Regions from separate parts of the Homo sapiens genome. Here all the other regions are linked to region 3. A link is a contact called in ENCODE Hi-C or POLR2A ChIA-PET data. All regions are on one chromosome and are shown on one strand. The core of a region is the stretch at or near the end of the contact, and the rest is flanking DNA. Distances in the headings are between cores, read along the strand shown.

What was found. Hi-C counts contacts between places; a loop is a spot of excess contacts on that map. ChIA-PET counts read pairs that join two places held with the same protein, here RNA polymerase II (POLR2A). Pooled maps may share reads with other maps.
Region 1: a loop to region 3 is called in a map of ascending aorta, with 4 times the contacts of the local background. The contact joins the promoter of TRIM7-AS1 here to the promoter of GFPT2 in region 3. A Hi-C loop is called at or near these places in 1 of 168 maps with a recorded cell type or tissue (ascending aorta) and 1 of 50 pooled maps. POLR2A ChIA-PET finds 5 or more read pairs at or near these places in 1 of 52 experiments (MCF 10A).
Region 2: a loop to region 3 is called in a map of ascending aorta, with 4 times the contacts of the local background. The contact joins the promoter of CTC-338M12.4 here to the promoter of GFPT2 in region 3. A Hi-C loop is called at or near these places in 1 of 168 maps with a recorded cell type or tissue (ascending aorta) and 1 of 50 pooled maps.

What each region holds. Positions count from the first base shown.
Region 1 is chr5:181,198,768-181,203,178 of GRCh38, forward strand. TRIM7-AS1 (TRIM7 antisense RNA 1) reads left to right here and starts at 1,308. Exons shown (of 2, transcript XR_001743050.3): 1 at 1,308-2,249; 2 at 3,821-4,350. It overlaps TRIM7 (tripartite motif containing 7), which reads right to left. Exons shown (of 7, transcript NM_203293.3): 3 at 1,084-1,314; 4 at 328-350; 5 at 1-38. RefSeq lists a silencer at 3,582-3,876.
Region 2 is chr5:181,244,509-181,248,576 of GRCh38, forward strand. It overlaps CTC-338M12.4 (a long non-coding RNA gene), which reads left to right and starts at 2,033. Exons shown (of 3, transcript NR_109909.1): 1 at 2,033-2,374; 2 at 2,608-2,878. RefSeq lists enhancers at 968-1,896, 1,116-1,165, 1,897-2,823, 2,824-3,751 and silencers at 1,976-2,055, 2,156-2,235, 2,466-2,565.
Region 3 is chr5:180,350,856-180,355,112 of GRCh38, forward strand. It overlaps GFPT2 (glutamine-fructose-6-phosphate transaminase 2), which reads right to left and starts at 2,481. Exons shown (of 19, transcript NM_005110.4): 1 at 2,356-2,481. The coding sequence starts at 2,362. RefSeq lists an enhancer at 635-1,135 and a silencer at 2,508-2,737.

The DNA of each region.
Region 1 (4,411 bases), core at 58-2,557, 850 kb after region 3:
AGACTGTGGTTGGCTTGGGGCCAGGCACATTGCTACACCTGCAGGACAAGGGCTCTGAGAAGGGCCTGTGTGCACCATTTTGCTCCCACAGGCTGTGACAATTAGGATGGCGAGGTCCTCTTGGCAGAAAGAGGTAGAAAAGGGAGAGCCAGACCTCATGCAGAAAAACCCATGGCCAGGCAGGTGGGCGTTTGTCTCGGAAGGTCCCCAGGCAAGCAAGTCGGGGGATCAGGAGGTGAGAGGTCAGGGGACAGGGAATAAAGACAAGGCTCAGTGAAAAGGGAAGAAGCAACTTAGAGAGGCCCCAGGAGCTGTGAGGTCACTCACCTGCTCAGCGTGCTTTTGAATTCCTGGAAGGAAAGATAGAGGAAACCAAATCAGCATCAGGTAACCTCCATTCACCTCTGAGAAACAAAGCTTGCCCCTTGCTGTGCCTCCCAGATGTAAGCATAAGCAAGTGTGCCACGCCTCACTGCCTGCGTGGGCCTCAGGGGCAGCAGCTTCCAGTGGCTGCTGGCTGCAGGGTGTCTCACCCACGCAGTGGACCTCTCACCCTTTGCCACAACTCTTCACGTGCTTTCTTTCTATCTTTGCTGCTTTCTTAGTTACAGAATCATCACTGGAGCTATCCCATGGGACCCAGTGCTGCGTGTGTCCTGGAAACCACCTGAGGGAGGTCACAGCCCTTATGCACCTACTGCTCACTCAGCCCCATAATGACTGTTCTTAACCCATCTATGGATTGTGAAGTTTATCTAGTTGTTTATAACTTTTTTTTTAGCGAAATAGAATAGAAAACATCAAAGTGCATACGTGTAGCAAAGGTGAGTATTATTTTCTGAGACTTTTGTCTCAAGCTTGTGATTCTGAAATACGATATATATTATTGTGGCTCATAGTCAAGAAAGTTTTCACATCTCTCTAGACCTCCAACCCCAGGAAAATCAGGGCACTTCTCTCCAGTCCCCTTCAGCTCCAGATCATGTGATTCTCCTAGACCCCCCAGGACTGACACTGTTCTCTAGCTGCTGGTCCTGATGCCTTAGGATAAATGACTCGAGCCCCTGGCTGAGCCAGACTTACCTGGAGAAAGTCAAGGTCAGGCTTTTGAGCTGTCTCCTGGATCTGGCTGCTGAGCTTGGACAGCTGGGTGATCTCAACCCCGAGCTGGGCCAGGTTCTCATTCTGCTTCTGTGCCACCTCCCGGGACAGTTCCTCCAGGCGGCCTAGCAGCCGACCCTCCTGCTCCACCAGGAAAGCCCTCAGTGCCTGGAACTCTGCCCCCACCTTCTCCTGCTCCGCTGCCATCTGTTTCTGTCCCAGGAGGAGAAGTTGGAGAGGGACTTGAACATGGAGACATAACATTTGGCCAGTGGCCTGAGTCATCCCACAGGGCAAGGCTTCGTCCCTGTCACTGCTGGAGGATCGGAGACACACCCACCTACGCACGCAGTGCGTGCTCTATTGTCAGTGTCCCAGCTCTGAACAAGCTGTAGTCTGGACACATGCTCTTTTCTCCCCTGCCACAGATGCACCCACACATGTCTGTGGACCTGTGCTCCATCACCTAAACCAAGGCAGCTTCATACTCCCCCCAGAACTACGCCAAGCTGCAGCTTCCTCACTTGAAAAGCAGAAGGGATAAATTAGTGCCTCCTGGGGCAACCATAGGATTAAACTGAGATTGCTTTTTCTTCCTCAAGCACATTTATTTCATCACCCTCAAACTTTTACACTTCACTTTCTTTTTAAAGGCCATCTTTCCTGTTTAGCAGTTATAATGCTAACACATGCTCAAAATACAAAACTTGGGAGATGTAGGAAAGTAGAAAGAAGGAAGAAAAGTCCGATGCCAGTGACCAGAGGTAGCAGCACACCCCCAAGGAACGAAGTGAGAATATGCGGCATGCAAGTGTCATATTCTGTTCTTTCCATTAACAGCATACACCGGATTTTTTACTCGAGTTTTCAGATGCAGACTCATGCCCTGATCTCTTGATTTTTTATGTGAACACACGTTTGGCACTCAATATGTCCCACCAGGAAGTTCCTCTTCCTTAAAACTCCTGGGCGGAGGAAGGGAGTCCTGTGAAGTTGGGAGACCTGGGTTCAAGGTGTCCTACAATGCCCCCACCTTTCCTTCAGCTTCCAGGCAGGCTGCAGTAGCCTGGAGCGCCTTATGGATATTAACTCCCTCAACCCTGACGGCAGCCCAGTGGGGAGGGTGCACTTCCCTTCAAGTCTTACAGGTGAGGAGACAAAAGACAGACACATCACCAGGAAGTGTTAAGCCAGGCTTCTCGGCCAGTTGCCTCACAAGGAGGTAGCACAAGTGAAACAGTATTTGCCAAAATACTCTAAGCCAGGGTTTCCCAACCTTAACACAGTTGACATTTTGGGCCAGATACTTCTTGGTTGTAGGGGGCTGCCCTGTGCCTTGTAGGACATTTAGCCGCCCCTCTGGCCTCTACCACGAAATGCCAATAGCATCCCTATCCCATTGTTGACAACCAAAAATATAGTATCTCCAGACTTTGCCAGATGTCCCCTGGGGTAGGAGCATTTTCAAATAAGAGCATTCCTTCTCCCTTTTGTGTTGCAGCAATAGTTGGGCTCTACCTCTGATGTTTCATTAAGCAGGGTATTGTAAATGAGACAAGTGTCATAAATCCAGAAGTATTTTATTGCTGCAAAGAACAGGTAGAGCTCACACCTGTCATCTCAGCACTTTGGGAGGCTGAGGGGGGCAAAGTCAGGGGAGAAGGTTGCTTGAGCCCACGAGTTCCAGACCAGCCTGGGCAACACAGGAGACTACCCCCAACCCCAGCTCTACAAAAAATAAATTAAAAATTAGCCGGGTGTAGTAGTGCACACCTGTAGTCCCAGCTACTCAGGAGGCTGAAGTGGGGGGATCGCTTGAACGACTCCAGCCTTTGTGACAAAGTGAGACTCTGTCTAAAAGCAAAGCAAAACAAAACAACAACAAAAACGAATGTGGGGGTGGATGGATGGATGTTGGGAGAGGACAGAGGTGGAAGGTGTTAAGCAAGGCCTGGGGACTCCGGTCAGAGACTGTGAAGCTGCCGCCGGTGCCAGGGAAGGCCCTCTGGTTCCTGGATGTCAACCAGTGGGGGAAGAGCTGCATTGGGAGTCATTTCTCCAGTGGAGGAGGGATGAAGGTCTAGAGGGTGAGCTCTTCCTCATGGAGGAAAGTGAGTGATGAGGTAGGAAGGTCTGGGATGCACACTGGGTGCAGGCATAACAGATATAGTTGAGGGTCTGGAAAGGACCCTAGGGTGTCTGAACTCCAGGCTCCTCCTCCACCCCTCCTGACATTGAGGATGGGAGGGTCCTCTAGTTCACCTTCCTTCAATTCCCTGCCTTGACAGGTCCTAGTAGATCCTTTCATTCTTTTTTTTTTTTTTTTTTGAGATGGAGTTTCACTCTCGTTGCCCAGGCTGGAGTGCAGTGGCATGATCTTGGCTGACCGCAACCTCTACCTCCCGGGTTCAAGTGATTCTCCTGCCTCAGCCTCCCGAGTAGCTGGGATTACAGGCATGTGCCACCACGGCAGGCTAATTTTGTATTTTAAGTAGAGATGGGGTTGCTCCATGTTGGTCAGGCTGGTCTGGAATTCCCAACCTCAGGTGATCCGCCCACCTCGACCTCCCAAAGTGCTGGGATTACGGGCGTAAGCCACCGCACCCAGCCAATCCTTTTATTCTTTCAACACCTATTTACTGAGCTAGGAACTGAATTTGCAAGGTAGAAAATGACCGATGGTGATTCATGTTTGCTTATCTTTTTTTTTTTTTTTAAGGTGGAGTCTCGCTCTGTCTCCCAGGCTGGAGTGCAGTGGCGCGATCTCGGCTCACTGCAAGCTCTGCCTCCCGGGTTCACACCATTCTCCTGCCTCAGCCTCCGGAGTAGCTGGGACTACAGGCGCCCGCCACCACGCCCGGCTATTTTGTATTTTTAGTAGAGACAGGGGTTTCACCGTGTTTGCCAGGACGGTCTTGATCTCCTGACCTCGTGATCCGCCCACCTCGGCCTCCCAAAGTGCTGGGATTACAGGCGTGAGCCACCCTGCCAGGCCTCATGTTTGCTTATCTTAACCAAAATGAGCCCTCGTTTCACTTTCCTGTTCTACCCTAAGGAAGATAAAATATCATTCCAACTTGGGGTAGAGGCAGGTGCCAGTACCCAAGACCCTGGGCTGTGCAGCAGGGGCTACTGTAAACCCAAGACCCTAAACTTCCTCCCTCTGCCAGAGCCAGGGAGCAGCTCTGACGCCCTCTAGCCCCTTCTCCGTTAGCCTCGATTTCAAATAAAAACACTGTGAACATGAAATTTTTTTCACTACTGTTTTGTTGACAAAACATGCCATGAGGCTCTTTATTGTATTAATATT
Region 2 (4,068 bases), core at 783-3,282, 890 kb after region 3:
CATGCCTGTAATCCTACCACTTTGAGAGGCCGAGGCGGGTGGATCACTTAAGGTCAGGAGTTCAAGACTAGCCTGGCCAACATGATGCAACCTCTTTCCAAATAAATAAATAAAAAAAATTAAAATTAGCCAGGCGTGGTGGGGGGTGCCTGTAATCCCAGTTACTCGGGAGGCTGAGGCAGGAGAATCCCTTGAACCTGAGAGGCGGAGGTTGCAGTGAACCGAGATCGCGCCACTGCACTCCAGCCTGGGCAGCAGAGCGAGACTCCGACTCAAATAAATAAATACATACATACAATAAAATAATAAAGTAAAAATTGCCCTGTGTGTTGCTAGACTGCCAATCCGTTCCTGCCTAGGCCAGAACACGGGAAGCTCTCGCAGAAACGGAAATGCCCAAAGGAGGACCTTAAGGTTCTGACTTCTGGGGACATCTAGTGGAAAGCTCTCTCTGGGCCCAGCCAGCGTACACAAAAGCCCAGGGGTCTGGGGGTCCAACTGTGCCCTGAAGGACGTGCCCAGACAGGGAAGCGGTGGAACACGGATACCTAACTGTCCTTCTGCCTTCCGCTCGACCGCAGGAATTTAAATAAGTAATGGCTCCCATTCTCACCCATCTCTGACTATAAGAGACAGTGTTGGCACCATGTCTATTCAAGTAGTTTTAAACAGGGGCACAGATCAGGATGATAGCAGCCACCAACATCTATGCAAAATAAAGGGGGCATTATACCTAAGTATATACTTTTCTATTTGTGACATCTATCAACTTTCGTTTCTCATCTGTGAAATGAGATTGGAAATAATATTAGTATCTACATTACATGGTGGTGTGGAAAGTGAAGAAGCAAATGTAAAGCGCCCTGAACAAGGCAGAGTAAATGTTGTGAAACTTAGCACCTCTTGGGTGCCAGGCCTTATTTTAGGTCTTGGGGACACAGCTGTGAACAAGACAGAGGGGGGACCCTGGTTTGTTTTATTTGCAGTTTACTTCCTACGGTATGCGAAGAGGGGAGAACATTGGAACAGAGACACGGAGAGAGCCCTGCGGGTATATGGGAGAATAATGTTCCTGTGGAGGGAAGTCAAATGGGGGAAAAATATTTCAATCGGAGGGAAGAGTTAGTGCCAACGTACTGAGCTGGAGTGTGGAGGGGCTGAGGACAGAGCAGGGAAATGGAGGGTGCAGTTAACCTAGGGCCTTGAAGGCCTGGAGAAGAACCTTGGCAATGTCTGCTAGAAAGCCTGCGTAAAGGCAGAAGACAGGCGAGGGAGGGTGGCAGAGCTGCCGGAGGCTGTAGACGCCCAGGTGTGCAGGGAAGGCCAGGATCCCTCCCTGAAACAGCTTGCTCTCCTGGTCCTCTGCAGGTTCCCCTGCCTTCCGCCGCAGTCTCCCTTGGGCTTTCCGGGACGTTGTCCTGGCTGTGGTCCTCCGCAGCCTGTGGACCATCCTAAGGCTCCAGGTTTGTATACATCACCTGCCTCCTTGGCACCCCCAGCTGACTGTTCTTTCGCTTTTCCAATACGGGACTCAATCCCTACCCAGGTGATTGTGGTGGTCGTGGAAGACCGCTGCCTTCACCCTCCCGCTAACCAGCTTGCTGCCCCCCACTCGGGTCATGCCAGCGCCTCCCTGAGCCCTCGGGCACAAATAGGTGAACGACCACACCCGCCTCCCGCTGTGGACTGAGATTCGCGGTGCGAGGGGTTCCCGGGTTGAGGACCTAAAACGCCGAGGAGTTCCAATTTGTCCTCGAGAACACGGGGTTTCTCCATTCGCGGCCGTCAACAGCACTAGATCACAGTTACATTTTTTTTCCTTTCGCGAAACCTCATTCGGTTCTCTTTTTCTTAAACGTTCCACAGGGAGTCCAGGTCCCCACCCACGCCCAAGGGAAAGGCCTTGCCGCGCCGCGGGTCACTGTCCCGGAAGCGGGAGGTTGCCACGTCCGGCCCCACCCTGCCCCGCCCCCTTTCCCGCTCCGCTCCGGGGCCGCCCTCTTTCCCTGCCTCGCGACACCCAGACCGAGACCTCGGGAATGCTCCGGCCCCCTGCCGCCGTCTCCCGGCCCGGTTCTCTTTCACTAAAAATAGGCGATTCTGGCAGCGCCCCTCCTATGGGGCCTTGGGGGCAATTGGGGTTTTGTCTTAGAGCCCGTGTGGACCCGGATGGCGACGGCAGCCCGAGGAGAGGGAGGGCTGACTGTATGGTTGGCTTTCCGACGACCAGACCCTGCAGGATTCGGCCTTTCCCTTTGGAGTTTTCCTCCATCCCCCTCCGTCCCTCCCAGGGGATGCCCGCAGGCCACAGTGGTCACTGAAGGTCAACCCTGAGCCGAAGGAGAAGTGGCCTCGACCCTGGGGACCCCTTCAGGTGCAGCTTGAGGGGGAACGGCCGCCTTTCCCGTTGGGCACCCAGCTGTGGCTGTGCCCTGTCCTCGCCCAGCTCCCGGCATAGGCATGCGCTCTGGGCCGGGGCCGGGGCCCCCCGCCTCCCCGGGAGGAATCGCTGGGTTGACTCTGGGTCAGCAAAGGGAGCCCGGCCCTTTCTAGCGGGGGGACGTCCTGCAGCCGCTGGAGGAGGCTGAGTCACGCTTTTCCCACCAGAAGTCTACCTGTGCCTGCGCCCGCCGGACCTGCCGGCCTCTTCCTTCTCATCCAGGGGGCCTCTTCTCCAGCCTCACGGAGGTGGGAAGCTTGCTGGAGGCCCCTACCTGCCTTTTGGGGAAGACCCCGAGGCTGGCCCACGCCCTGCTGGCAGGACCCTTCCTGACTGGGTCCACCGTTCTTCTGGGTCTCACCACTTCTCCCAGCCCCTGGGCTGCTTCCTCTCTCCCGTGTCTGGGACCCCAGAGGCACCACTTCCATTCCATACAAGGTAAGAGTCCCAAGGAGAGGCCGGGCACGGTGGCTCACGCCTGTAATCCCAGCACTTTGGGAGGCCGAGGCGGGCGGATCACGAGGTCAGGAGATCGAGACCATCCTGGCTAACACGGTGAAACCCCGTCTCTACTAAAAATACAAAAAATTAGGGCGTGGTGGCGGGCGCCTGTAGTCCCAGCTACTCGGGAGGCTGAGGCAGGAGAATGGCGTGAACCCGGGAGGCGGAGCTTGCAGTGAGCCGAGATGGCGCCACTGCACTCCAGCCTGGGCGACAGAGAGAGACTCCGTCTCAAAAAAAAAAAAAAAAAAGTCCCAAGGAGAAATTGGAGAGGCTCTCCTATGAAAATCCATCTCACCATTCCTTTTCTGAGGAGTCCACAGGACCTGTACAGTTGGAACCAGCCCCTCAGGCTTCCCTGCCAGAGCCCTTTTCTCCAGGAGCAGAGGCATCCATCCCCTCCTGCCAGCATTCCAGACCCTGGAGGGCTTGCGCGGTGGCAGGTTTTCCCTTGAATGCTGAGGCGAGGCTGAGGGAAAGGTGCGTGGCCAGGACCAGAGGGCCTGCTGACTGCCAGCTAAAACTCTGTGCAGGAGGCTTTCCCACGTACTTTACGTACTTTAAGATGATGAGCAAAATCCTTACTGTCTCCCTGCAAAATCCGTGTGGCTTCCTCTGGCGTGTCCCATACTCTTGTGTTTGTGGCCAGACTGGGCCTCCGCTCTTCCTCCAAACTCATTAGTTCTCTCCCACACAGAACACACATTGTTCTGCCTGGAAGGCCCATCACATCCCTCCCCAACCCTCTCGGTTCAATCTAAGCTTTCTTGGGGTCTCAGCTTAGGTTGCCTGTTCAGGGAAGCCTCTGGGACCCTCAGGTCTAGGTCACATTTGTTTCATGCTTTCACAGCGGTGGTGTAGTGTATACTGGTTCTTCTTATCCCTCAGGTGTCTCCTCACAAGGACTGCTCTGTTTCTGCTAAGTGTTGCATTCTCACCACCCAGTGGAGGCTTTGGCCTGTGGAAGATTCTAATTTTGGTGGCCAGCCTCATGGGTTGAAAAGTAAAGGTCAAGTAGTTAAAGGAAGGGCGTTCCAGGCAGAGGGATCAGCGTAGGTGCAGAGGTAAGGTAGGGATAGCTTTGAGGGCTCCTTAGGAGGGAGTGAAACCCCTGAGGGTCAAGGAGC
Region 3 (4,257 bases), core at 1,231-3,730:
AATCTCAGCAGTGTCATCAGCCAAGTGATAAGGAAGGGCCTTAGGTCTCCGCCCCTGAGGGAACGGCCCAGGAGATCTGAGACCCGAGGCCTGCTCAGACGCCAGGTGCGCACAGACTTCGCAGGGCCTCAGCTTCCCCAGCGTAAAGTGAAGAGCTTATCTGGTTCTTTCTAGGAGCATCTTCACGATTCTTGCAGTATCCTTGTACTAATAGCATAATCACTACTTTTTCTTCTGCAGAATTTGATTAAATTTTCAAAAATTTAAATGAATTCATGCCAAAAGAAAACAACCATAAAAGGAAAATCAGTATCACTTGTCATACATACTCAGACCATCATCCCCCCCAAACAGACCAATGTATTCAATTCTAGCCAGCTGCTGCTGCCTGCTCTGAGCCAGGAATGGCTTCCCCTCTGCACAGGATACTTAAGCAAGTGTCAGAGAGATGTTAAGGACACGTTAGCACCAAGTTGAAACTTTCTCCTGATGTTCTTGAAAAGGAAATAACTTTCCCATGCAGGGATTCCACGACTTCCTGCTGAGCTGTGCCCTCCCCACTTCCCCCACCCTGCCCCCAGCCCCAAATCAGCAAATCTGGGAATTCTGAGAAGGCACCTAAGCCAGCACGCACTCTTTGATTCTGGCTCCGAGTGGGCACCCCCATGGACCGCAGCCACTCCTGAGCCCTGGGTGTCCTTTGGGGACCTCAAGCTCCTTCTCACATACAACCACAAGTCAGTACCAGAAAATCTGAAGATACAGGTGGTCACACCCCAAAGCTCAACCTTTCCCTAGGAGACAACGCGTGTGTGTCCCTTTAAGAAGCAGAACAAAAACACTTGTGATTTTGTGAGCTGGAGGAGGTAGAGCCCCCCCAAAGCTCAGAGAGACTTGGGAAAAAGCAAGATGCCAGTAGGAAGGAGGATGACAGGCAGGGGTGGCAGTGGGGGCAGAGGAGCATCTGAAAGGAAGGGGAAGGGGAGCCTCTGGTGCTGTGGGCAGACCCTCCTGGTTCAAGGGTCTCCTGCACAAGTCTGGCCCCAAGGCCACCAGTTTTGGCCAAGGGTCTTGAATGCTACACTGAGAGGTGTGGAACATCAGGGCTTGGACATCTGGCAAAACTACCACCTTTGCCTCATCTCTGCCCCCAGAAACACCCAAAGGTGGCTCTACACATGGAGAATGGCGTCTGGGAGCACGAGATTTTAGCTGAGGGTTCAGGAATTTCCACGGATGCCTGTTCAGCCTGGGTGAGGCGGCATCCCGAAGCACGCTGCCCGCTCCGCCGTAGGTCGTTCCCTTCTGCCGAGCAGCTGGCCTCCGAGACAAGAGGCCTGCACAGACCTCGGCCAGGGCTCACCGCGGGCGCACCCCACCCCGGCCCTCAGCAAAGTCAGAGAGAGGCCTTTCATGGCTTCGAAAGTTCCTCCAGGTCCTCCAGCCACAGGAGGCTGGAATGGGTAACCGAATCCTACTCAAGGAAAAAAAAAAAAAAAAAAAAGAGCACAGTGACCTTTTGTCCCAGCAGAAGTTCCCGGCTCTCTCCCGGCCAGCGGAGGCGGCCCAGCCAGGAGAGTAAAGAATTGCAGATGTGCGCTCCGGGCCGCGGCCGCCCTCCCCACGGTCCCGCAGCCACGCGGGACAGCGCGGGAGCGCCGCGGGAATCGGACGCCCGGCCCCGCTCCCCGCCCCGGACTCCCTCTCGTGGCTTCGGGCCGAGGTTCGGGCAGTGACTGCCTCTTCCCCGCGCAAAGAGGCGGTAACGCGGCAGCGACCCTTCTAGGGACCAGACGTTCCTTTGGGGTCGCGAGGAGGACGCGCAGGCCCTGCCTGAGGCACTGACGCAGCGGGGGCGACCGGGCGGGCTGCGGGGACGGCGGGGCGGGGTCGCCTCTCCTCTCCTCGGTGGGCGCGGCGGGCTGAGTCGGGATGGGCGCCCCGCACTCGGGATGCGCCGGCCTGCGCGTGGCCGCCTTTGTGGGCGACTGGGAGACGTGGAGGAGAGCGACCTCGGTCGGCATGGGGTGGGGACCCCTCTGTTACGGGGTCCAGGCCGGACCGGACCAGGTCCCTCCCCTCCGTGGGGACCGGGCCTCGGTCCCCCTCACTGTGTCCGAGACCAGGAGTCGGGTTGGGCATCCCCCACCCACACCTCCGAGACGGCCACTCGGGGAACGCGGGTGAGGGGCAGCCAGGCCCGGCCGACGACAGCCCCTCGGTAGGGGCCCGGGGCAGATCGGCGCCCCCAGCCAGGTCCTCGGCGCCTGCTTGCGGGCGGAGGCGCGGAGAGGCTGCGGCGCCGGGACCCGCGGACGGCGTGGAGGAGGCGGCTCGGGCGGGCGCGGCACTCACCGCACATCGTGGCTGCTTCTCGGGCTCCTTCGCGGCTCGAGGGGGTCTGCCCGTTCGGACGCTGGGGCTCCTCCGTGGGCTCCTCCGTGGGCTCCGTGGGCTCCGTGGGCTCCGCGGGCTCCAGCTCCCGTCCGCTCGGCCTCCAGCCCTTATAACCCGGAGCCCTCCGAGAGGGCGGGGAAGGGGGCGGGGAAGGGGCGGGGCTTCCCCCGCCCGCCTGCTCCCATTGGCCCCCGGTTGTCGTGACAACGACGGGACCCGGCCCCCAGGAGCCAGGGAGGGGGGCCGAGGGGCGGCTCCCAGGCGCGGGTCGGGCGTGTAAGGCTGGGGCGCCGGGCGCCAGATCCCGGAGCGGGGCTTAGGGCAACCAACGGCCCGAGTTCAGACCCCGACTCAACCAGAGTAGGCGTGGAAGCCGGGCAGGGCCCGATCGCGCTGTGCCTCCGCTTTCCCGTCTGTGAAACGGGGCTACCCAGGGAAGCTCCCTCCCACGGGGTGCTGAGAAGTCAGACGGGCCGCGTAAGGGGCAGAGCGAGGGGTCCGGCATCACTCGCGCGCTCCGGAAACCCGCGTGAGCCGCTGTTCCTGCCGCGCTCCCATCTGAGTGACAGGCTTGTTTCAGAGCTCCGCAGACCTCTAAGCCTGGCCCTCACCCTGCGTGGAGAGAACGCCCGGGCTTGGCGGAGAGACGAGAAAACCGAGGCTCCCGGAGGCAGACAAGGACTCTGCCAAAACCGGACGCCGCGGCGGTGGCAGAATTCGACCCTGGGATTTGCCGCGGAGCCCGAGCTTGAAGGCGAGGGTTCCGCAGGTTGTGAACGAAGCTGGAGGCGCCCCAGGAAGCCCCGACCCCACCCGCGCCGAGCTGCCCCCTCCCCAGATCTGCCTCGCGCTGCAGGCCCGCGAGGGACCCGGGGGTTCCTACGCCTGGGGTCGGAATCCGACCCCCCAGTGAGGCACCAAGGCCCGCGTTTCTCCGCCCTGGTTCCCGGCCGTCCCTCCCGTTCCCCCTGCACTCTGGGCCCCTCGTCTCCCGAGGAAGGTCACGAGAACCGGCCCAACGTTTGCGCACTTTGAAGTTTTTTTTTTTCTTAAAAAAATCCTGAAATTCTAAACGGATCCTCCTCAGTCGTGTAAAAAAAAAAAGATTTTTACATCTCGTCTAGAGCATTTTTCTAACATAATCCCTCCCTAGTTTCACCGCGACTCTGCAAGCCCTGGGGGAAGGAGGTTGTGCCATTGGAGGGTTGGGAAAACTGAGGCTCCACGACAGCGAAGGAGGGGGCTTGGGTGAGTCCTGTTGTTGGGAAATCTCAGAGCGATTCAGGAGCCGCAGCGTTTGCCCCCAACCCTCCACTATGCAGGGTCGCTTTCCTTCCTTCCTTCTCTCATTCCTAAGAACCCACTTCACACCTGTCAGGGTGCAGGTGCAAGAGACTTATTGATGAATGAGAACAGATCTGGCCCTGCCCTCCTGGCACTTACAAGTGAAGGGGAAGCAGACACTAAGCTCGTGGTTACACAGAGAGCTAAAAATTCCAGGTAGGATACAAGGAGGGGGCTGGGCCAGCGGTGGAGAGGGTGCCAGGCTCTGCCTGGGACTGGGCAGGGCTGCGCTGGTGCAGGTGGTCCAGAGCCTAGCGAAGCCAGGAAGGAGGGAGCAGCAGGCAGTGCAAAGGTCCCCTGGATGAGGGCTAGAACTTGAATGTGGAGATCAGGTTGTTTGGCCCAGACTGGCCTCCACTGTTGTAACTGAGGCGGGGACAGGGTGATGTCAACAGGCCCTCTGATAGCACCAAGACCCCAGGAGCCCTGGGGTCTTAGCAGGGTCCAAATCTGTCCTTTATCCTCCTGGAGGAGTCACAGGTCCACGGTGAGGAACGGCATGAGTGCACACTACCA